Regions from separate parts of the Mus musculus genome. Here regions 1 and 2 are each linked to region 3. The links are chromatin loops, found by intact Hi-C in ENCODE. Cell type or tissue: heart. All regions are shown on one strand.

Region 1 (8,000 bases), 110 kb after region 3:
TGGGGATCTTCCTGTCTTTTGGACCCTCTTTATTCTCCACATACTTTCTTCCTCCCAGGATAGATGCCTCTGCCACTCGGGGTCAAAGGGCACAAGAGTCTTCCCTCTCCCCACCCCATCATCCTCGGACCTCACCAGGCCAGCCTGGGCTGCAGATTCTGACCATGCTAGACTGAATTTCTCTTCCCCAAAAGAACAAAAGATACAACTCCTCAGCTTCATGCTTCCTGGTGGTGGTGGTGGTGGTGGTGGGGTTAATGGTGTCTTTTTTTTTCCTGAGGGGTGTTGATTAATACCTCGTTAATAGTGCATTTAACGACCTCTGGGTGTTTAATAACCTTCAGAAGTTTCCCACAAAGGCTCACACTGGAGCAAGAAAATGAGAACCAGGCCTCAGGGCTGCTCTTTACCGTCCCCAAAGTCCATCCTGAGTCTGGGGCCTTCCTGGGCTGACTGGGGATATGGAGGGAGAGAGAAAGAGGGTCCCCAGGGCGGCCCCCTTGTCCCTCAAGGCACAGCCCAGGTAATCTGGTAGACTAAGACTGAGTCTATCTTCTCTGGTGGGACAGGATCAGGGCTCCTGGGAGGAGCGTGGGTGTTCGGGGCAAGCAGGGCAGCTGGGGAGGATGCGGGCAAGAGGAGCTGCTGTGTACAGCACATTTAGGCCGTGGGCTCCCTGTCCCCCATCTCAACCCTCTGCCACAGAGATCTTCACTTTCCCTTGTAGGGCTTGGACAACTCAGCCTTTGTGCTCCTGCTCCATAGGATGCTGGCTGTTTGGCATCCATTGTAAGCCAGAGCTATGCAGTGTGTTGGGAGAAATGTTGAGAAGCAGGCCACCCTAGGAGAATGCTGAAGTGGGTGTTAATGTTAAAGGCTTTTCCTGCCTAGTCGGGTGGTACCAGGGACCCTCCCCAGGGTGAGGAGAGAGAGAGAGTGCATAGCAACTTATCATCCTCTCACACAGACCTTCCCTGAGAGCCGCCTCTTTCTGGCTCTCCCTGTATGTCACCTACACACATATTTGAGGAACACCAGACGGGCCTCTCTGGCTTTAGAGAGCTGAGATGGTAGAGACATCCACACAGATTGGGGGAGGGGGGAGAATCAGATGGTCATTTGCTGAGCCGCGTACTAGCAGGAAAACCAGGTTGTGAAATCCCATTTGAATCCTAGCTCTGTGTTTATTAGCTGTATGACCTATTTAACCTCGCTTGAATCAACTTCCCCACACCAAATCAGGCATAGAGGCCCTAGCTACACGCCACCAAGGAGATTTCAAGAATCAGAAAGACTAGCAAGATAACTCAGTAGTTAAACGTGCGTGGCACCAAGCCCGATGGCCTGCACTCCCTCCCTAGAACACACAGTGGAAGGAGAAAACTGACTCCTGAGAGCCACCCTCTGACCTCAGCGCACACGCTCAATCATACCACACCACAACAATACAGTAAAATGAAGTTTAGAGATAAGAACTGAATTAAGCGCATAATACCTTTAGCATTGTGCCTGGTTGGGACATGGTGGCTAAGTTTGCCCATTTCCCTGATTTTAACAAGAGGTGAAGGACTGGTGTCACCATGCCAGTAGAAACTAAGAAACAGAGGCCAAACTTCCCAGGCTTTTCCCTGGTCTCCCTACCCTGTGACCTAATGACCTGCCCTGGCTCTCCCCCAGCTCTATGGCTATTGCTACCAGGACAGTGAGGGCATCCCAGACACGCTGACCACCATCACAGAGCTGGGTGCCCCTGTGGAGATGATCCAGCTGTTGCAGACTTCCTGGGAGGATCGATTCCGAGTAAGCAGGGAGGAGGGTTCAGGCCTGGGATTTTTGTGGGGATGGTTCTCCCTTAGAAGGCAGCCTCTCAGAGCAGCCTAAACTCCTCAGCCAGGGAGGGAGGGAGGGAGGGAGGGAAGGAAGGAGGGAGGGGCACACACTAGCTCGGCCATGGGCCAAAGGGTTAAAAAAAAAAAAAAAAAAGAACAGGACAGAGGAGCCAGGCCTTTTGTGTTCCTGCTGTTCTCCCTGCTCTCCATAGCACACGTGCACATTCATGTGAGTGAGTGTACACACATATGGGTCCATGAGGGCAAGTGTGTGCATAGGTGTGTGGACACACATACACGTGTGTGCCCCGACATGCACTCACACACACACCTTTTACACATTTGGATGCTTCCTTTCAACCTGAGGGTCAAAACCCCTTTGGGGATCAAAAGACCCTTTGCTCAGGGATTGCATATCAGATATCCTGCATATCAGATTTACGTTATGATTAATAACAATAGCAAAATTATAGTTACGAAGTAGCAACAAAAATAATTTCCTGATGGTGGTGGTGGTGGTGGGGTCACCACAACATGAATTGTATTAAAGGGTCGCAGCATTAGGGAGGTTGAGAGCCACTGCCCTAGTTCCACACACTGAGGCCACATTCAACACTCCTGTTGCTATCTCACTCCTAATGGTTAGTCCAGCCAAGGGTCAGTTAGAGACCAATGACTTTTCCAATGGGACCAGAAAAAGAGAAAGGCCAACCTCCAAGCTAAAGCCAGAGCCTGTGAGTCCAGCAGGCCTGACCCAGCCTATGTGTGACCCACCCTCAGATCTGCCTCAGCCTTGGCCGCCTCCTCCACCACCTGGCCCACTCCCCGCTGGGCTCGGTCACCCTGCTTGACTTCCGCCCTCGGCAGTTTGTGCTAGTGAACGGGGAGCTGAAAGTGACAGACCTGGATGATGCCCGCGTGGAAGAGACACCGTGCACCAGCAGTGCCGACTGCACGCTAGAGTTTCCAGCCAGGAACTTCAGCCTGCCCTGCTCGGCCCAGGGCTGGTGCGAGGGCATGAATGAGAAACGGAACCTCTACAATGCCTACAGGTAATGACCATACGTGGTGGGACTCCAGCTAAGGGGACTGGTGGAGTAAGAGCCAACCAGGGAGAATAACCTTGACCTAGGGAACTGAGGGGCCCAGGCAGGATCGAATGTGGCTGTGGAGCTAAGAATAGATAGTGCTGAGGAGAGCTAGGTTGGAGGGGCAGCTGGAGGCTTCCTAAAATAGTGTCGCATTCAGGGCCTGAGACTGCCAGGACTGGCATGTGCCTTCTCCACCCTAGCTCTTAACCTTTACAAAGCTCCTCGAAGCTGAGAAGCCCCAACTATGGAGCTGTTCCACCACCGGGTCAAACAGAGGACAGTGTGGCCTGGAAGATGAGGACGGGGAGAGAAATGGACCTCTGGGCCCAGTTTGGTCTGCAATCAGCTGTAGTCACAACTGAGCCCAAGCCCATGCCTCACAGCTAAGTAGTGTAGGCCTGCCTGGTCCCTGTGTGAGGTTTCTTTCCCAGACCACGTTGAAGTCCATTGCTAATGGAAGGGATGTAGTTCCAAAGGCTGGGCCCCTGAGCCCCTACCTCCTCTCTGCCACAGGTTCTTCTTCACATACCTCCTGCCACACAGTGCCCCGCCTTCCCTCCGACCTCTCCTGGATAGCATCGTCAATGCCACGGGTAAGCCTCAGGACCCGTACACATCGGATTACCTGCCCCTGCCCTATCAGAAATAGGGACAAGCATGACCCTGGGACATGCAAGGTCTAGGACCCATTATATTCTAAGATAGTGTTCTGTGGTAAGGACCCTCCTTAGCCACCAAGTCCTGGCTTCGGGAAGGAAAGAGGGTGGCTTCCCATGGGAGGAATGGGAGTGGGAGCCAGGCATGTGGTGGTAACCGGGCATGTGGTAGTAACCATACCACACTTTGCAGGAGAGCTCGCCTGGGGGGTGGATGAGACCCTGGCCCAGCTGGAGACAGCGCTACACTTGTTCCGAAGTGGGCAGTACCTGCAGAACTCTACAAGCAGCAGGGCTGGTGAGTGATGGACAGGGCAGGAACCCAGGGACTGGGCAGGCAGGAGCAGGATTATGAGTGAGTGACCTCCACCCACTGGGCTATTACTTACTTTCTTCAGAGACTTGGTCTCCAAAGGCCACTCTCGCTTTGAAGCCCTGCCTCTGACTAACCTGAAACAGCAAGCATTTGCCTTGAGCAGTTGGGTGAGCACTGACACCCTCTGTAAGAATGGCTTCAAACCCCTCCAAGGAGCTGGCTGTATGACTTACCCCTGGGGCCTCTTTTTTTCTCAACTGTGAATTGGGTTCAAAATAATTCACCTAGCAAACTTTCTTATGGGGATTAACTAGCCTACAAGGTGTGTAAAAGCAATTAGCACAGTGCCTGTTACACAGCTGGATCACAACACACATTAGCTTCTCTTCCCTTCCTCTGCACTCCTGGGGCATGGAGGGCAGCCGGAGGAGGGGGCAGCCTACTCTGAAACCAGCCAAGAAGCTGTTTCCCCCAGGGAGGGGGGGGGAACTATAGCTACTGTTACAGGCAGTGGTCCCTCTACAGAAGCCTAAGGGTTTAGCAATGGTTGGGGGGTATGGGGGGAGCAGCCTCCATTTTCAAGGAGGCCTGACCAGCCTTAGGGGTGGGGGAGCCCTCGTTAGCCCTGTAAATAAAGTTTAACGAGGTGAACAATGGCTGGCTCTGTCCCTGAGGACTCCGTTTATGGGGCCATAAATCACAGGCAACCCTGCCTGGACTTTGGTCCCTGGCAGGAGAAGGAGGCAGGAGGGTGGGGTGGCCAGAGGCCCAGGGCTTCTGCATTATCAGGCAGCAACTGGGGCTCCTAGGGTGGTGGGAAAGACCAGTGAACCAGAGGCCCACCTCTCAGCCTCTTGAAGAGCCTCTGCACTCACTGAGCATCTGAGGCTCTGAACCACAGGGAACTCCCAACCCTTCTCAAGTCCTTGAACCCCGAATTGTGGCATTTTGTGTCCATCTACCTGCTTCTTAACCGCAAACTCCTTTGCTGGAGTCCCAGGTCTATCTTAGAAGCTTAGCTGGCCTCTCCGCAAAGTCAGGACCAAGTATGTCTGAGGGGCTCTGAACCCTTGCCCCGCGTGGACAGGACTAGAATCGAGTCAGGAATCCTCAGGCCCCACCCCAGGCCTTCCCAAATCAGTACCTACATTTCGGTAATACTGCATGAAAGTGCACATGTACCACGATGTGTGAGAAGCCTTGTCCTGCATGTCTAAAACTCCCTGAGCTCCGACACAGACAGCTGGTTATCTCTGAGTACGTGCCTGGCCCACATATGCCATTCGTTCTATGCTGTTGATACTAGCTACGTGGCCTTAAATCTAAGAGATGTGTGTGCCCTCAAACCCAAGTCTACCTAGCTGTAATGTGAGCTTGAAGAGCTCTCGCTGCCTTCATTTCCAGGCTGGGTGCACTGGCCTGGACTTCAGCTTTCGTCTAGCAAATGAGTCTTGCGATCCCTGCTCACAGAGCCATCCTCAGCCCTCGCCCGCCCCGGGCACACAGTTCTCACTCTCTTCCCTTTAACTCTTAGAGTACCAGCGCATCCCGGACAGTGCCATCACACAGGAGGACTATCGCTGCTGGCCATCCTATCACCACGGCGGCTGCCTCCTGTCCGTGTTCAACCTGGCTGAGGCTATAGATGTCTGTGAGAGCCATGCTCAGTGTCGTGCCTTTGTGGTCACCAACCAGACCACCTGGACAGGTGAGCCAGAGGGAGGGGGTATCTCAAAAGAATGGCTATACGTCTCCAAAAGATGTGAAGGGCTCCCCTCAGAAAAGCCAGAGGGCAGGCAGAGATGGTGATGATATATATATATATATATATATATATATATATATATATATATATATCCTTCAAGTCAGTCACTTTATAGAAAGTAGTCTTACCTCCAAGAAGAAAATTACCCAGATCTGTAAACTCTTATCTCTGCCCCTAGGTCGGAAGCTGGTCTTTTTTAAGACTGGATGGAACCAAGTGGTCCCTGATGCCGGCAAGACCACATATGTGAAGGCCCCTGGTTGACTGGTTGTGGGCTCAGCTGACCAGCTGGGCTTGCCTGCTGCAGGCGTGACTTGCATCCCACCTGGGAACCCCTGCAGACAAAAGCTAGCTCCCAGAGCAACTGATGTGACCAGGACAAAACGTGCAATATGCAAAAATGTTAAAATGTGAGTTTGCCAGCTTCAGTCCCAGACTGGTTGGAACCCGATTGCCTCTCTGGAGCTGTAGGCTGTGAGCAGGGCTCAGGCTGGTCTTAACTGGGACAGTCCCGTGGGCAGCCCATTACTGCATTCATGCTTTGAGAATGTAGCCAGAACACTGCTGCTGCATAAGCCACCGTGGGCAGGAGCTGCCTGGGGACAACCAGTCTCAGAGTGCTCTCTCAGCTCAGCTCCGCTCCAAATGGAGAGCGCGGGATGCGGAGATGTGAGTGAACCAGCACTGGGAAGAAGGCTCTCGGGCCTCTCCCTAGAGGTTGCTCCTAGGCCAGCCCCGAGGCCGTGGGCAGCAGTGCTCGCATCCATATGAGCCAAGACTAGAGTGGAGGAGCAGATTGCATTTGAGCCAGGACTGGGGTGGGGGTAGGGTCGGGGCCTCTCTGCCTCATTTGCTTTCAGTGAAAGCCAGGGAGCAGCCGCAGCCAGGCTCCTCCCACTCCTGGAGGCCAGGCTCCTCCCCCTCCTGGAGGCCAGGCTCCTCCCCCTCCTGGAGTTTGCGTACCCAGAAGCTTTTATACTTCTCGTTCATTAAATTGTTTATTTTTGTAAAAAAAAAAATTAATCAATTAATAAAATGATGTTTTGTGACAAATGCTCCCCTCCGTCATGAGCTCGTGAGAAGACTGTCTCTCAGCCCCAGTTATGCCTGTAGTGCGTTTGGCTGGTGGTGTGTGTCTGTCTGATGGAGTTTGGCAACCTACGGGGAGCGAAATCTCAGTGGCAAACCCTGAAAACTCGGTGGCCCTTGATGCCTACCCTGAGCAGATGTGAGGGTGGGTCCCATCCCCTCAAGGAGGTTCTAACTTGAACACATTTTTGACTTCCTGTGCACAAAGCCTTAGCCCAAGAGTGCTATCTCCATAGTAGGGTGTTGGCCATCTCAATTACCTGATGGAGAAATAATTAAGATAGAAGGAGTTAGCCAAGCGACCTCCAGGCTTGGCCTGGTGCACCTACACCTGTGTGACCACCGATGTCCGGCACAAGTTCATGGGCAGGTTTCTTTTCTTTCTTTTTTTTTTTTAGGTCCTTTCTTCAGCGAGAAATACATAGAGAGTGAAGAGAAAGAAGGCTCTTTGGAAGAGCGAGCTTCAGTTTTCTGAATTTAGCAAGAACCATCTAGCAGGGAGCATATGAACCAGAGGGAAAATGATGAGACGGGTTTGGGGGAGAAAGGGGAAGAGAGATCGGGTTGGAGAACTCGTCCCTATGCTGAGACTGCAACAAGCCAAGGCATAGAACCTTCTCAGAAAGAGTCACCCAGTAGCTAAAGGGACAGGGACAGTTTTCCCCTCAAACCTGTACAGCTTACCTTACACCCCACCCCCTCCCTGAGGACAAACAGCCACACTTAGTCCTGCAAACTTGAGAGAAAACACATTTGCAACCTGGAGTGGCAAGGCTAAGACGTGCCCAGGAAAGGGGTGTCACTATCCGGAAGCATTATTCTCCCCTCCAGATGGCACGTGCACATCTTCCTGTCTCTCGGGTCCTGGCTGCATAGTTTTCTCCTTCCCACAGACTCCAGAACCAGAGCGTGACACCCGCTCTGTCCCACCCCACTGGAGCAGCCATGATTTTCCTGGAGCAGTGGGCAGAGAGAAATACGTTCACCTACTGCAGCCTCGGCCGATGTCAGAGAAGGGAAGCCTGGTGGGATGGGGGCGTTCAAGGCTGTTTCAAAGTCAAGGAAGACAGAAACAAGGTGAGGAGACGGTGTAGCTGAAGGGTCTATCAGGACCAGACCAGGATGGCCAGCAGTCCTCGGAAGTGCTAGTGTCTAAGCTGGCTAAAATAACCTCCCTGAATGTATATGTCAGTAAATTATAGGGTCATACTACCTGAAGAGTTTGGAATGAATGAAATTCTGTCCGCAGCCAGT
Region 2 (8,000 bases), 140 kb after region 3:
TATATAATACATATGTATATGCATTATATATACATTCATACAAGCCCTTGAATATATACATATATATGTGGCTGCATGCATTGGTCTTTCTGCAAGGTAAGCTTTCTATACATTTAGGAAGTAGCCGTGTAGCATTGGTGTAACAAGCATTTTGCCGGCATGGCCTCGTGTTTTGACTTTGTTTAGGGAATTTGGAGCATGTAGAACTCTCGAATCTTTATTTATATGAACATATCAGCTTTCCCTTCTGTGGCTTTTGGACTTGAGTTCTGTGTCAGAAGCTCACACACCCAGAGGTGAACAGACAGAACCCGCTGCTCCCTGCCCTGTGAACAACACAAGACGCCCCTTGCGCTACTTCAGTGGGCTCTTTCCATATTTACTCTCTCCCTGCTGCCATGGGAAGGAACTCCTAGAAGGACGCCTCCCAGGTCAACGGGGTTCAGTAGCTCCTCATCGCCCATTGAACTGAGCGAGCTTCCCACTGCAGGTATCTGATGATAACACCAACTTATCTCATTGGTTGCTGGCTCTCTGTGCTCTAACCTCTACCCAACTCCACTTCTCAACATCCCCTAAGTCGCCCCACCTGCCTCCCCATTTCACCACACCCTTTCATCCTCTGGCCAAACCTTCTGCCCATCTCTTCTGCCCATCAAAAGTACCCTAATTTTTCAAGATTCACCCACCAAACACCCTTCTCTGTGATGTCTCCACCAAATCACGGTGTTCTTTCAAGCATTTTTGTTTTTGCTTCTTCTCTCGGGACATGCATCTGAATTTCCTTAGATCATTGGTGTGTGTCTCCTTCAACATCACCAAGAACTCTGTGGAGAAGGGTGAATGTGAGCTGCGTGTGCCTCTGCCTCAGCTCCACACCTTCTGCTGAGGTGAGACACACACACAAGTAGTCAGACTGGGGGCTAAGCTGTGCAAGCCAGACGCTGGTCTGGAACTCCTAGCTGGTCTCTTGCTGTGCCCAATAGTAAATATGGGCTCCCTTTGGGTAGCTGCAAGTCAAAGCCTACTTCCGCTCAAAAGAAGAGACGGGGGAGGGGGGTAGATGCTCTCCATCCCTCAGATCTCCACCCTAAGTGTTTGACGTCATACCATAACATCTCAGGGAACTGCTTCTCCCAGCAGCCCTGGCTGCTTTTTTCCCTTCTTCATAGGATAAGATGATCCTCTATCTCCTTGACCAACAGCAATGACCGCAAGAATGTGTTACTTTGATTGGTCAGATCTGAGCTTATAGACCAGAGCTGAGGATTCTACAAACACAGACACAGTGTGTAACCTGGTATAACGCCACGGAAGGAAACCATGTGCCACTACCAATAGAGACAAGATAAGAAACTTAGGGTGGCATGAGACTCAGTGCTGGTGAGAAGACACTTGCTTCCATGCCTAATGACCGGAGTTTGATTCCCAGGACCCACGTGGTGGACGCAGAGAACTGACTACCACAAGCTGTCCTCTGACTTCCGTGCCTACATATACAAAATAAATAAATACTGCAATAACAACAACAATAATAGAAGCTCTTTTACTGAAATACCAAATATCTACTCAGCAGAACACAGATCATTAATGCCCTACAGGAAGAGAGGAGTGGGCCGGAAACCCCCACCCCTGAGCTATTTCTCTCCTTTCTGCCATTCTCTCCTGCCCTAGAGGTAGTTCCAGCTTCCAAGCACAACATGGTCCCCCAAGGTTTGTGGCTCAGCCGCAGGACCAGTGTGAACAGATCTTAACCAAACCCCAGACCAGGCGATGGCTGGCGTGGTCCAGCCAGCTCCAAGTTATTAGAACCAGGAGTCCCAGTCCCAAGAGTTGCAGGATTGTTTATCTTTGTTGGGGAAAAACTATAGCCAGAGCCATAAATCACTGCCCAGCTGGATAGCTTCATTGAAATGTTTGTTTAAACAATGAAATCTCCTGACAGACTGAAAATATAGAATGAATCCCCCTGTCCCGCCTAGGCCCAGTCTCACAGGCTAAAGCTCAAGGCTTCGAAGAGGGACTCAAAATTGGCTTCCCCACCCCCAATATCAGCCCCAAAGAATGAAGCCACAGCATAGCTAATCCGAAACAGCAGATAATGCGAAAGCCATGTCTATCAATCTTTGAAATATAATCTCCGGAGTGGTTCGCATTGGACGTGCCTTCTGAATGCAAGTAGCATTTCTTGACTAACGTGAACAAGGAGGCGCGCGAGGGGCAGCCACTGGAGGAATGCTTCATGAGGCGTGTCAGGACCGCCTGCTCTATCCCAACCAACCGGAGCACATACGCAGATAGTCCTCAACCTCTGTGCCTCAGTTTCCCCTTGTGTGTGAAGGGATGAGAGTGGGCCTGTACTTCCTTTCAACTCTTGCGTGCTGGGAAAAGCTTGCTGTTCATTGACAGTCACAACAGGAAAAACTAGATAAACAGGAGGGAGTCAGGAAAAGAGAGGGACAGGGGCATCATGGGACATTCAACTAGATGATTCCTTCAGGTCTGTTTCTTCCAGCCTTCGATGTTCTTTTCCAAGGGCTTTGCCCCTTCCAGATATAGAAAAGAAAGCTGCTGGCTAAGGGATCTGTTAGCAGAGCCGTAACAAGGACCTGGTGCATTCCGAGGAGGCGGCAGTGAGTGGACACTGATTTCAGGACAGATATGGAACAAATCAAACCTCAGACCTGGAGCCTGTGCTCAGGTGCTACCTGCCTTCATCGGAGCTGTTGGGGCTGATAAGGCTGGATGCAGGCAAGAGAGCACCTAGAGGCTCCTTGCCTCCTGTTCCTGCTGCTGCTGCTGCTGCTGCTGCTGCTGCTGCTGCTGCTGCTGCTGCTGCTCCTCCTCCTCCTCCTCCTCCTCCTCCTCCTCCTCCTCCTCTTCTGCCTCTTCTTTCCCTTCCTCTTCTCCCTAAAGCAAAGAAGGAAACAGAGGTCTGTGCCTTTCTAGGTGGGAGCTGTGACCCTGCTCCTGTGATGGAAAGCACGACAGGGTTGTGATGGGATGTGAGATGTGGTGGGGCATTAGGTGTGCCAAATGCTTTTGCAAATCTAATACCTGTAAGGTACAGCATGGTGTCCTGTGGAATGTCACAGAGTAAGATTAGACAGAGCTCCTGGTTTGATGAGGTTTTCTGATACATGTGTCCGTGCACTGGCCGGATCATGAAGAACATGGAGAAAGGAGCAAAGGCCTCTTAAAAGATTTGCTAGTGTTACAGGAGGAAGGGATGCGTAGTGGGATAGCATCGTCATTAAGGTCTGCAGAAGTCTAGGCTGGGATTTTATGTAGGGGGTGGGGTGGGGGGAGGGACAGGGAAGCGGGACAGGGAGTATAATGGAATGTTGGGGGACTCATTGGGTGTACAATGGGATTATAATCAGACATGTGTTGGTGGGTATAATGGAGTATGTGAAGCAAGGGAGTTATCAGAATATGTGTATGATTTATTGACAGAGCAGCCTTTCCTGGAAACTCAGACAAGCCACATCCTTCCAGCTAATATGGTCTTGTAGCACCCTGTAGCCATCTCGGCTGATAAGAGTCCATTTTTATTTTTTGTGGCCATTTGCATGGTGTCTGGCTCTCTTTTCAGATTGTAGGAACTGTGGCACTCACTAAGTTCTTGCTAACTGTTGATTGAACCCATGGGTGAAAATAGGATCGATAGCCAAGTAGTGGTGGCATGCATCTTTAATCCCAGCACTTGGGTGGCAGAGGCAGGTGGATCTCTGTGAGTTTGAAGCCACTCTTGTCTACAGAATGAATTCCAAGACAGCCAGAGCTACACAGAGAAACCCCGTCTCTAAAAACCGAAAGAAAGAAAAGGAGAAAGAAAATAGGCTCTAAAACCAGTTTAGCTCGACCAATCAAGGTGGCCCATCTAGCAAAGCAGAAAAGTGTCTCACTCCAAATCTCCCTGAAGATCCAGAGACTGAAAGGACATCACTGTGACCTCAAATGTAGGTTTTGTTATCGCGGATGGCAATTTTAATTGTCTAAAGGGAGGTGTTGCCATCTAGTGGCCAAAATGGAGAACTAACTGCTCCATTGATAGTCTCAGCTGCCTAAGGAGTCAGCAAAAGCATAGCCATCCTTCAGCACGAAGCGGAAACACAAGGATGGACCCCAGCTTTCCCCGCCTCTTCCAACATGGAGCAAATAGTGACTGGAAGATGGAGGTGGCCAAGTCCCGAGCTAGGCTGCTCCGCCCCTTCGTGGTTCTCTTCATCCAATCCTCTGCTTCCTGTAAATCATAGCCATACTCCCTGACAGCCATAGCCTGGGCTCGGCTCTTCAACTCCTCTTGAACTCAACCCTCCATTTGGGAGACAGTGGCAGGTGGATCTCGCTGAGTTGGAGTCAGCCAGAACTACTCAGAGAAACTTTGTCTCAAAAAATAAAAGCAAACAACCACCACCACCCCGGAAATAAACCTTTTTCAGGCCCCAGCTAGCTCCAATTTCAGAGCAACTATGCAGCAGACCTTGGAGTGGGTCTTCCTTCCTCCACAATCCCTGAGCCTTGGAAAGGAGAGGTAGGAGGTGGTGGGGCTGTAGGGAAATGTGGCTCATCCTGAGAGTAATAAGAAGCCCTCCTTTGGGGATCTGATGTGCGTCTATAAATACTAGTGCCTGGTATTTGGAGAATACACTGGACCAGACCTAAGAGTGGGAGCGGAGACAGAGGTGGTAAATGAAGTGTGGGAAGTCAAGGCAGTTGAATTATATTTAAGAGACTGTTGAAGGTACCCAGTGCTGGGTGGAGAGAAGGGTGTGGCTGAAGAAACAGCCCGGTGTAATCAGAGAGATGGTGGGCAGCTTCTCCTGTGTGTGCAGCTCTGTCCCTAACTTGGGTTTAGGGAAGCAATTTTGTGCTAACTATAGGCTCTGCTGAGCTGGGACACCCTGAGGGACTAGGGGAGATGTGTCAGGGGCCTCGGAGAAAGAGCCACGGTCACAGTAGAACGCATGCTCGTGGTACACCATCAAGAGCCCTGGATGCTCTCATCATCCCAGAAGAAGAATCTGGGCATGAGCGCGGTCACTGAGGAAATTTGAAATGAGAGGGGAACCTGATGTGGACCCCTGAGAAACTGCAACATCTGGTCATCACAAGAAAGGAGTCAGTAGACCCAAGAGAGGGAAATTCTTACTGGATAGGGTCTAGTGCTAGCAAACACACAGAGGAAGCACTTCTGGGCCCTCCCCTCTTCGCCGGGAAGGCAGATGCCAACAGCCAACAACCCTATGCATCCCAACCCCAGAGGAGTTGTGTCTGAAGGATACAGGACTCTGGAAGATACAACCATGGGGACGGAGCTTCACACAGGTTACATCTTGACTCAGAGGAAAATGAAGGGAGGGGGGACCGGAGAGAGGGTGTGGCACACACAAAGGCCCCACCATTATGACTGGGTAAGGAGTGGGGTGTATACATAGTAAAGAAATAAGTGTCGGACAAATTTCATCACGCAAGACTTGAGTTTTCTGAGCAGGGACGTTTTATATGATTAGTACGGTTTCTTTTTTTATTAGCATGTATACATTACACTCAGTAATGGATCCTATTAAAAAAATTTTTTTCAGAGGGTGTGACTAAGTGGTAGCACAGCTGTGTAGAATGCACAAGGTACTGGGTTCAATCCCCTGTGCTAGAAAAAGAAAAGATGTTTTCTTACAAAGAGACTGTTAACCGTCATTACACCAAGGCCCTCCCTTCCTCTCTGCTCCTTCCATGACCTGCAGACACTTTTACTTCTATTTCCATTTATATAGAATTTGGTATAGACTTATGTAAAACCTACACTTGAAAGAAGATACATTGCCTTCGTGAGCTTTACGAATCTCGTTTAACGCAGTGATCTCTGGCTGCATCCATTTCACCCCGTAAATGACATAGGTTTTTGTTTGTTTGTTTGTTTGTTTGTGTTTGTGTTTGTGTTTTTTGTTTTTTTGTTTTTGTTTTTGTTTTTTTTTTTTTAGACAGGGTTTCTCTGTATAGCTCTAGCTGTCCTGGAACTCACTTTGTAGACCAGGCTGGCCTCGAATTCAGAAATCTGCCTGCCTCTGCCTCCCAAGTGCTGGGATTAAAGGCATGCGCCACCACTCCCGGCTTGTTTTGTTCTTATATATAGCAATGAGATTCTGCTGTGAGAAATTAAAACCTCCACTGTGTGTCCACTCCACACTTCCTTCACTCGCTCGCCTGTAGACTGGCACCTTCGCACACTTGGCTGTTGGGATGGACACTGTAATAAACCATAGTGACAGGGCTAAATGTTAGATGTCAAATGCCTTGTTCTGCCACATTGCCTCAGCCTTCATCTTGTCCCTCACGACCTTAACCTGACCAAGTGTCCCTTCCCCTGACCAAAGTCATGCTGTTGTACTTTGTCGTGGGCCTGTGGGGTCTCCTGAACTGTAGACGTTCCCTAGCCTCTCTGCCTCTAAACCCAACCAATCAGCTTAAAGATCAGACCGCGCTGCTTTGTCTAGACAGCCTAAATGTTGCAAATACACCTGTTAGTGGGTTTTTCCACAAACTGACCATGAGAATTGCCAGGGTGGTGGCTTCCATCCTAACTCCTGGCTGTGTCCCTGATTAATCAATCTTGGAAGGTGCGTTCAATAAACCATCAATTCTGAGACTGGTGGCTGAGTGGTTTGTGTGCTTAACCCTAAACCCCAACACAAATATCTTTGTATAGTGGTTTGGATGAGCATGGCCTCTATTCTCAGGCCCAAAGCTTTGCCTTCTTCGTCCCCACTTAATGAACTGTTAGGAGGTCTGCACTTGGTGGAAGAAATGTGTAACTGGGCATGGGCTTTGGGTTCAAAAGCCCATGATGGCACCGCTTCACCTGTTGGGAGCCGCGCCCACATTCGCCGTTACAAGATGGCGCTGACAGCTGTGTTCTAAGTGGTAAACAAATAATCTGCGCATATGCCGAGGGTGGTTCTCTACTCCATGTGCTCTGCCTTCCCCGTGACGTCAACTCGGCCGATGGGCTGCAGCCAATCAGGGAGTGACACGTCCTAGGCGAAGGAGAATTCTCCTTAATAGGGACGGGGTTTCGTTTTCGCTCTCTCTTGCTTCTTGCACTCTTGCTCCTGAAGATGTAAGCAATAAAGTTTTGCCGCAGAAGATTCTGGTCTGTGGTGTTCTTCCTGGCCGGGCGTGAGAACGCGTCTAATAACAATTGGTGCCGAAACCCGGGACGAGAAAAAACTCGGGACTGGCGCAAGGAAGATCCCTCATTCCAGAACCAGAACTGCGGGTCGCGGTAATAAAGGTTCCCGTAAAGCAGACTGTTAAGAAGGATTCAACTGTATGAATTCAGAACTTTTCAGCTGGGGAACGAGAGTACCAGTGAGTACAGCTTTACGAGGTAAGTCTGATCTTGAACTTTCTAAGGAAATTCAAGACAGTCTATCAGAAGTAAAGTGGAATATGTTTGGCCTTGAATTTTTTCTAGTGTTAGAAGCCCTTTTGTTCCTTTTCACATGTTATCAAGTGGTTAAGGCAGGGCGGATTCTGGATGAAATTCAGGGCAATCTATCAGAAGTAAAGTGGGGAGAGAGAGTAGGAGCAAAGAGGAAATATGGTACACAAAATAAGTATACAGGCCTTTCCAAGGGTCTTGAACCCGAGGAAAAGTTAAGGTTAGGTAGGAATACCTGGAGAGAGATTAGAAGAAAAAGAGGAAAAAGGGAAAAGAAGAAAGATCAATTAGCGGAGGTCTCTAGGAAAAGGAGCCTGTGCTCATCGCTGGATGGGCTCGGGGAGCCAGCTCTTAGTAGCTCTGAAGCAGATGAAGAATTCTCCTCTGAAGAAACAGACTGGGAGGAAGAAGCAGCTCATTATGAGAAAAAAGGGTACCAGCCAGGTAAAGTGCTAGCTAATCAGTTAAGGAAGCCAAAAGCGGCTGGCGAAGGCCAGTTTGCTGATTGGCCTCAGGGCAGTCGGCTTCAAGGTCCGCCCTATGCGGAGTACCCGCC
Region 3 (8,000 bases):
CCTAAGGGGTGACCATAAATGCCATTTGCAGTGCATCTTTATTAGCACCGTCTATCCTCTGACGGAGCCTGTATCTTTTGTTGGAAGGTGGATCTTGCTTGTGAATCCACATCTTGGGTGTATATGGAGTTTGTATAAAATATGAACTCTAATGTGCAGAATTTACAGGTCGCTGAAGTGTCACAGTCTACTGAAAGGGTCTGGAATCAATAAGGTACACATCAAACTCAATTGTATTTAATTTTCCTTGCTACCTAGAGAAAAGTCTTGCACGGCTCTACATGCGCGAAATTAAACATGAAAGCCTGTCTAAAGTGTAGAAACGATACTTAAAATGACCTGAAAATAGGCTAAAAACAGGGTAGCCCAACCCCATTGAAGTATTAGCAATCATTTTCTTTCCATAGTGGAGGTGAGGCCCACCTGGAAGAAAAATCACAAGAGGCATGAGCACGTGGCAGGTCTGAAGGAGAACTAAGGACTTTCCGCTATGTACCAACAGGAACAGGTCTCCCATCCTCAATTATCCCAGACTCGCTTCCTAGTGGAAAAAAAAATCACATCCTGATCTTATGTGAAAAGCAAAAGCAGAGAGGGAGAGAGAGAGAGAGAGAGAGAGAGAGAGAGAGAGAGAGAGAGAGAGAGAGAGAGAGAGAGAGGGAGAAGAAGAAGAAGAAGAAGAAGAAGAAGAAGAAGAAGAAGAAGAAGAAGAAGAAGGAGAAGGAGAAGGAGAAGGAGAAGGAGAAGGAGAAGGAGAAGGAGAAGGAGAAGGAGAAGGAGAAGGAGAAGGAGAAGGAGAAGGAGAAGGAGAAGGAGAAGGAGAAGGAGAAGGAGAAGAAGAAGAAGAAGACGGGGAGGAGGAGGAAGAGGAGGAGGAAGGGGAGGGGGAGGACGGGAGGGGAGGGAGAGAAGGCAGGCAAATAAAGCGAGGTCCTCCTCAATCCACAACCCTTTCTTCCTACCCCTTGGCCAATGAGATAACGGGGTTCTGCTCGTGCAGCTGACACAGGGTGGGGGACAGTCACCCACTCCGGGCACTTGCAGCCAACACTGACCTCTCCATCAAGGAAACATTCCCCAGACCGACACTAATGGGGGGCGCACATCTGGCGTTTGGACTGTGTCCAGATGGGAGTTGTGTTAGTCAAGTCAGCGTGATAACCCTCTGAGGAGGCTGGGGAGGGAGTGTGTACCACTCCTGAGAGCAATCAACCATCTTCAGTCTGTGTGTGAGACATGATCATGCTGTAACCTGTGAGTCACAGGTTACAGACCACCCAGTCCTTGACTGCCACACTCTCCCAAGATGCACGTGCACGCGCACACACACACACACACACTCACACACTCACACACTCACACACTCACACACTCACACACTCACACACTCACACACTCACACACACAGGAAAAAAAAACTTGATAGAGCCAAATAAACTTGTGCAGAGTTCCACCACCAGTCAGATTTGGTCTAAACTCCAGGGCCCCCAGGCCCCTAGCAGTTCCTTTCCACCACCATCTCTAGACACTCTCAACGTGTAGTGTATTTACTTAAGATAACAGCAGGCTAAGGTGATGAAAAGGATCCAGCTGTTTCTGCTCTTCTGATTTCCTGTGATTTGCAAATGCCTGGGTCGATTTTCCAAGACTTCAATGAAGCTCTGGCTCACCTCTGTCTCTCTCTGGATCGATCACCCACCTACTCCATTTCTCCTCTGGATTCCCCTTTGGATGTAGAAGACTTCCTGACTGATTTCAGGATTTTTAGCAGAATGAAATGTGGTTCTCTAGCTCCCATTCCTAGTACCCTGGACTGCAATTAGGACCAAGACATCCCTGATAGCAAGGTTCCCACCTCATGGATCAGAAATGACAAAGGACCTTGGGCAGCCACTTCCTTGGCTAAGTCTGACACCTTAGTCTGACACCTGTTAAGGCTATGAACTACACTGCTAAAGAGGTAGTCAAGGAAAACAAAGCCAGGATAAAGGGGATTGTGCCACACACACACACACACACACACACACAAACACACACACACACACACACACAGAGAGAGAGAGAGAGAGAGAGAGAGAGAGAGAGAGAGAGAGAGAGAGAGAGAAGGTTGTCTGCAGCTGTTAGAAGCAAGTTCTTCTCATGGCTCCCAGAGGTCTACAAACCTCCAGGCCCAGATCACAGAAATCAGAAAGTCACCTGCTCAAATCACAGAGCAACCAGCAGGATCTTCTGGGAGAGATAACGGCTAACAACAGATATTGGCTCATCCTTCTCCCTTCATGTCCATGAAGGAGGAAGGAAGTAACCCAGGTAACAGGAAGACCATGGTCAACGGTCAAAGAGAAATTCCATCTCCTTTGCTAACTAACCAGCTCGCAGGGTTGCCAGCACCCCTTCCTTCTACTTGAGCCTCTATGCAACCATACATATCATTCCCCCATCTTGTCAATTCTGGTCGTCAGGACTAACTGGATAAACAACATATCTTTGCCCCAATTCTCCTACCTACCCAATAGCCATGTCCTTACAGACTTTTCACTTCTATATGCTGTACCCACATGTGTGGGCAGTAGTAACTGGGACAGAGGAGTAGCCATCCTTCCCCTTTCAGGGAACAGCTAGTAAACTCTACCAACTGCCGGCCCCCGGGAAGACGTGTTGACACTCTGGAAGCTCTGCAGCCTCCTACTAGCAGCTCACAGACACTGTCACTCTGTCTGATCCACTCTGATGTTGCCAGCACGTTTTTTTCTTCCACCAGCAATTTGGTAGAAAGCCATTTCGGGTTCCATGCCAAACTGGTAATTCACAACACTCATCAGACTCTGTGACTGAGTCAGCAATTCCTTCCTTCTTCCCTAGCACAGCCGACAGCCCTAACACCCTCACATCTAGCCTCCAGCTTCACTATTTACATGACATGTGTGACTGTGGTTCTTGGAGCCTGGCTCCTGTGAACAGATATCTAAATGACTCAGCCTTTCTGTAATGGCTATCCACTCATCCCAGGACTTGCTATCCAAGCCAGAAGGCCTCTTAGAGAAAACTAGGGATGAGAGAGGGGCTGTTTGTCCTGTTACTGTGGAAACCATCCCGGCCAGTCTCCAAACAAGAGAGACTGGCTGTCCTTTGGGTCCAGCTTTGCCAGAGTATCCACAGGAGCCTGGGGCAAGGAGATCCTGGCCTGCGGCAGCTGTAAACACTGCCTCGGATCACCACGGATCTCAGACCACACTGACTCCTCCAGTCTCCTGTGTGAAACCTTGTCCCACACGGAGAACCTACCCACAATCACCCCATCTGGCCTCCTGAGTGGTTTCTTCAGCCTAACCCCAGAGCCAAATTAAACGTCGCTTCTCAGTCTATAGACAAAAAGGGTTTTGACTGAGTTTCATGTTTTAGAGAGCGAGCGAAATTCCATTAACTTTTTAGGGGTGGGCGAGGAAGATGACAAACAGCGACTTGTCTGAATGTTTTACATTTCTCCCGCTGCTTCTGAAAGGTTCGGCATGAGGTCATCCATGATAAGAAGCAAGACCTCCCAGTCGGACTGTCCCTCAGCCCCAAGAGGACATTACCCAGAGATAAACTGACAGGACGTGGAAGCTGGCTCTAGAGACAAGCATGGCATGAGGCTGGCAGGAAGAGGAGTTCTGAGGGCAGTGTATCTAAGAGCTAAGTGGATGTGTATTAGGGAGTTGGGGAAGGAATGGCTAGCCCTCTAAGTAAGATATATAGTTGAACCAGGCAGGGAAGCACATGCCTGTACTATCAGCTCTTAGAAGGCTGAGGCAGGAGGATTGTGGCTATATAGAAGATCCTATCTCAAAACAAACAAAACCTTGATAGAAGATGGTAAACTCAAAAAATAAAAAAATAAAATATAAATGAGACTTGGCTATCTAAGACATTTAGTGCAGAGATAATACACCTAATAATAGGCATGGAGGACTATGCCAAGTTTACTGTGACACTCGTAGCAGTCTTAAAAGAATAAAAACATTGCATGCCTATTTTACTGTAGGAAATCAAGAGGCCAGCTTAGGACACAGCAAAGAAAGGTACTAGGATCCAAACCAAGGCCTCCGTCACACAGTGCATGCTCCTGACCACATGGCAGAACAGCTAACCTTAAAAATGGTCATCACTGGGCTGGAGAGATGACTCAGCAGTTAAGAGCACTGACTGTTCTTCCAGAGGTCCTGGGTTCAATTCCCAGCAATCATATGGTGGCTCACAGCCATCTGTAATGGGATCTGACACCCTCTTCTGGTGTATCTGAAGAAAGCTGATGTGTATTCATACAAATAAAAAAATCTTTAAAGAATGAGCCACTATTTACAGATTATTAAAAAACAATAGTCATCGCCACTATATCTACTAACAGCAGGTAAACAATTTAAAAGGTGTATGGTATGTGATGTGGTGTGTGTGTGTGTGTGTGTGTGTGTGTGTGTGTGTGTGTGTGTGTGTGTGAGAGAGAGAGAGAGAGAGAGAGAGAGAGAGAGAGAGAGAGATTGGAAAGATGATGGCCTTGGCTTCCTTCTGACGAGGTAATCAGTCTTGAATGTGAACAGTGATGTAAATTTGACCACTGTCTAACGGAAAGGCACATCCTTGTGGTCGGCAAAGTCAAAGTGAGTCCATAAACTCTGCCCTGTAAGATGCTTATACAGAACACACTCAAGCATGATGAGCAATGCTAAAACTCTCTAGCAGAGCTATTTGATGCCCCAAATATTAAGTCTAAAACCAAATCATAATTTCTCCACTAATTTGTTTGTTGGTTTGGTTTGGTTTGGTTTGGTTTGGTTTGGTTTGGTTTGGTTTGGTTTGGTTTGGTTTGAGACAGGGTTTCTTAGCGTGGCCCTGGCTGTCCTAGACTTAGTTTTGTAGACCAGGCTGGTCTTAAACTCACAGAGATCCACCTGCCTTTGCCTCCAGAGTGCTGAGAATAAAGACAAGCACCACTATGGCCTGATTAATTTCTCTACTTCTAGGTCTTGGAAGAGAAAGCCACTGAGTCCTTTAGAAACAAACGTAAGGCCAGATCAGGGTAGAAAAGCTCTCAAGCACCTAATGTTGCCAGGAACGTCCACTGTCTTCCATTTCCTATCTTCTTCAAATCACCCACAAGAACTCAACAAAAGACCTCGGGATGTCTTTAGGAGATGGGGGTAGGGGTGAAGTTTGATTTTCAGGCTGTTGCTTTCTGATTCCTTTCCTCTTGGTCCAGGCAGGTTGAATCTTTCATTCTGCACAGGAGGCAGAAAGTTGTGGTTCCTGGAGCTCCATGACTATGTAAGATGTTTAAAACTTAGTGGGAAAAGAATGGCATGGGAAGCAGAGCTGGAGGAGGAGGCATAGTTACACACTTAGGGATCCAACGAGTCCCCACGGTACCAGAAGGACCGGTGCATTAAGAGTTTTAAGAGGTGATAAAGGTAACATGCTATCAAAGGAGGCAGATATTGCTAAAGAAACAAGTGGAATTAATTCCTTTCTCAAGCCACCATAAAGGTGAATGGCTACCAGATGGTCAGCCAGAAAGACCTGTCCACAAGCAGCTGGAGAAAACGAATGCAAGAACAACGTGGATTCATTCTCTCGAGAGCAGGTGGACATCGCTGGCCATTGACCACAAAACAAGACCACACATGGTCACAAAGAGGCTGTGAGGACAGTGAGTTACCACTGATCCTTATGCTGCCAGAATTCCAGAATGACCAGTCTTCCACGACGACAAGCTACTAATACCAACGGAGACCAAACCGGAACAGCCAACACCCAGGAGGCTCTAGGGAACCTGGTTCACGGCAGAGGCAAGTCATGTGACCAGAGAACACTGCTTCCTTGTTCATTAATTCTAGCCCCAAGAGTTGGAGAAAGAGGGAGAGAAAGAGGGAGAGAGAGAGAGAGAGAGAGAGAGAGAGAGAGAGAGAGAGAGAGAACACAGGCCTGGTCATGCCTTTGTTCTTTTCCTTGCCAATCAATCTCTTGCCAACCACAAATTAGCATTACACAGGCATTACAGGGCAGTCCCCCAGGATTGATAGAAGCTGCTAATCTTTCCAAAGGGGCGGTGATACAATAATAAGGGAAGGGGGTTCCACTTCCAGCCCTCTTTTGAGGCAACGTCAACCCTGGGCCTTAAGCTACAGAGAAGCCCAAAGTGGACCAAGCTTTGTGAATGGCTGTGTGACACCTTCCTAGGGACTTAGCTCATCACCAGTCATTGATCTTCTGGGGGTGAATATCTTCTCAGAGTTTCCAACTACTCTTTTCCATTTTTACTGCTCATCATTTATGACCTGGGTTGCATCCAGAGTCTCTGGGACCAGGCTGTAGTTCTAACCTGTGGCACCCTACTCAGCAATCTGGATTAGCAAAGCCCACAGGTATTTTTGTCCTTTGGTTTGCTGGGTCTTTCTGTTTGTTTGTTTCCTTGTTTGTTTAAGGGATTAACCTTTTGAAGTCATAATGAAATTCCAAGGCCCAAAAGAAAGCAGCCTGGCTGGGATCCCAGGGGTCCCTAAACTTACAGCCCTTCCTGTGAGTCCCCAAGGCTGGGTATTGCTGTGACCTTCTCCAAGCCCTCGCTCAGCTGCCTTGTCCCTGTCCTGCAGCTGGCTCTGGAAACAAAGGAAGCTTGCAAGAGGTAAAGCCTCTTATCAAAAACTATTTCCTGCCATCCCCTCCTGACTCAGCACACCACAAGACCTTCCCAGGACCACCAATGCAGCAGGAACAATACTAATCAGCTCTTCAGGAAGGACTCCAGAAGCAAGGTACCCCGACAGTCTCCTAGTCCCGATTCTTCTCCATTCTACTGTTCCCTTCTCCAGATAGCTCACAAAGGATCTTACGGGCTACTCCCATTGTTTAGCCATGGGAAGAAAGCTAGAACCAAAAAAAAAAAAAACAAAAAACAAAAAACAAAAAAAAACAATAAATAAGGATTTCTGCTTCAGATAGACGGGTGACTCAAAGCTGGAGGGTTGCCCACCTCCACTGGACCCTGCTGTGCTAACTGCAGACAAAGAGTTAAACAGAGACAAGAGTTAAGAGATGGTCCATACAGATGCAGTTATCTCTGCATTTATCTAAGTAATCACCGTGTTGGATGCTCTGAACTGTGTGGTCAGATGCCCCAAGGTCTCTAGCTAATTTTGTGTACTGAAGGGCTGAGGACCAAGGATCACAGGCCTAGCACCGCACCAGCCCAACCTAGCCCAGCTGTGCTTGGCAGGCCATGGTGTTCCAGGCTCCTTCCCACACCTGGAGCATCCTAATGCTATTCCCTCTCCAGGCCTATCCTGGCCTCTCTCAGCCTCCTGCCCTCAGCTTGCTGTGTGGTCTTAGCCCTCTGCCACAGAAGAGACAGGGAGGGAGGGATGGGCCTGCGTGTTTACAGTCAAGCATAACTGAACCTTTATTTTAAATAAATAAAACTTTTAGCCAGTTTTTATTTCCCTTTCCTTTCAAATAGCAGCTTTCTTTCTGCCCCCCCCCTCATGGGTGAACCTTTATCTCTGGGGCCACCCAGTGAGGGGCCATCAGAGAGAGGAGACATAGAGTCCAAACTGACCCTTAGTGTCTTCTCAGGCAAGAAGCATGGTCTCTCTCTCTCTCTCTCTCTCTCTCTCTCTCTCTCTCTCTCTCTCCCTCCCTCTCTCCCTCCCTCCCTCTTCCCTCTCCCTTCCCCTTCTCCTACCCCCTTCCCCCCTCCCCCTCCCTATCTCCCTCATCCTTTCTTCCTTCCATCTCCCTCACCCTCTCTCTGTTCCTCCTCTTCTCTCTTCCCCTCTCCCCTCCCCCTCTTCCACAGAGTTCCTGGGGTTCTTATGAATTTGGGGTGCTCATGCCTGAGGACTAAAGGCTAAACAGGAAATCCAGGTTCTGTCATCAGCACACCGGTCTGTTCGTCCAGTCACACCCCTCTTCTCCCATCCGACCACCAAACAGGTCATCCATCTGTCTTCCCCTTTGACTGTCATTTC

Evidence for each region. Hi-C counts contacts between places; a loop is a spot of excess contacts. Peaks named below come from ENCODE experiments on the same cell type or tissue, not always from the same donor. Only the 100,000 strongest peaks of a DNase experiment are listed, where the experiment ranks them.
Region 1: a loop joins it to region 3, with 2.0 times the contacts of the local background. A loop is called at or near these places in 3 of 42 quality-filtered maps.
Region 2: it touches region 3 in a loop (2.5-fold over the local background); 2 of 42 quality-filtered maps call a loop at or near these places.

What each region holds. Positions count from the first base shown.
Region 1 is chr17:83,218,357-83,226,356 of GRCm38, forward strand. It overlaps Pkdcc (protein kinase domain containing, cytoplasmic), which reads left to right. Exons shown (of 7, transcript NM_134117.2): 2 at 1,678-1,800; 3 at 2,610-2,881; 4 at 3,434-3,513; 5 at 3,770-3,874; 6 at 5,427-5,600; 7 at 5,836-6,713. The coding sequence ends at 5,921. Among named protein-coding and RNA genes, the nearest start is that of Pkdcc, 7.1 kb to the left of the region's middle. In heart, no CTCF peak of the experiment used is centred here; DNase peaks (open chromatin) are centred at 1,755, 2,765, 3,035, 3,845 and 2 weaker places; H3K4me3 peaks cover 2,533 bases; H3K27ac peaks cover 5,666 bases; H3K27me3 peaks cover 426 bases.
Region 2 is chr17:83,249,206-83,257,205 of GRCm38, forward strand. No RefSeq gene overlaps it. Among named protein-coding and RNA genes, the nearest start is that of Gm24240, 17 kb to the right of the region's middle. In heart, a CTCF peak has its summit at 4,016 (motif pointing left); no DNase peak of the experiment used is centred here; H3K27me3 peaks cover 873 bases.
Region 3 is chr17:83,107,193-83,115,192 of GRCm38, forward strand. All of the region lies in intron 1 of Gm46606 (a long non-coding RNA gene), which reads right to left. Among named protein-coding and RNA genes, the nearest start is that of Gm46606, 4.6 kb to the right of the region's middle. In heart, no CTCF peak of the experiment used is centred here; DNase peaks (open chromatin) are centred at 3,029 and 3,589; H3K27ac peaks cover 5,459 bases.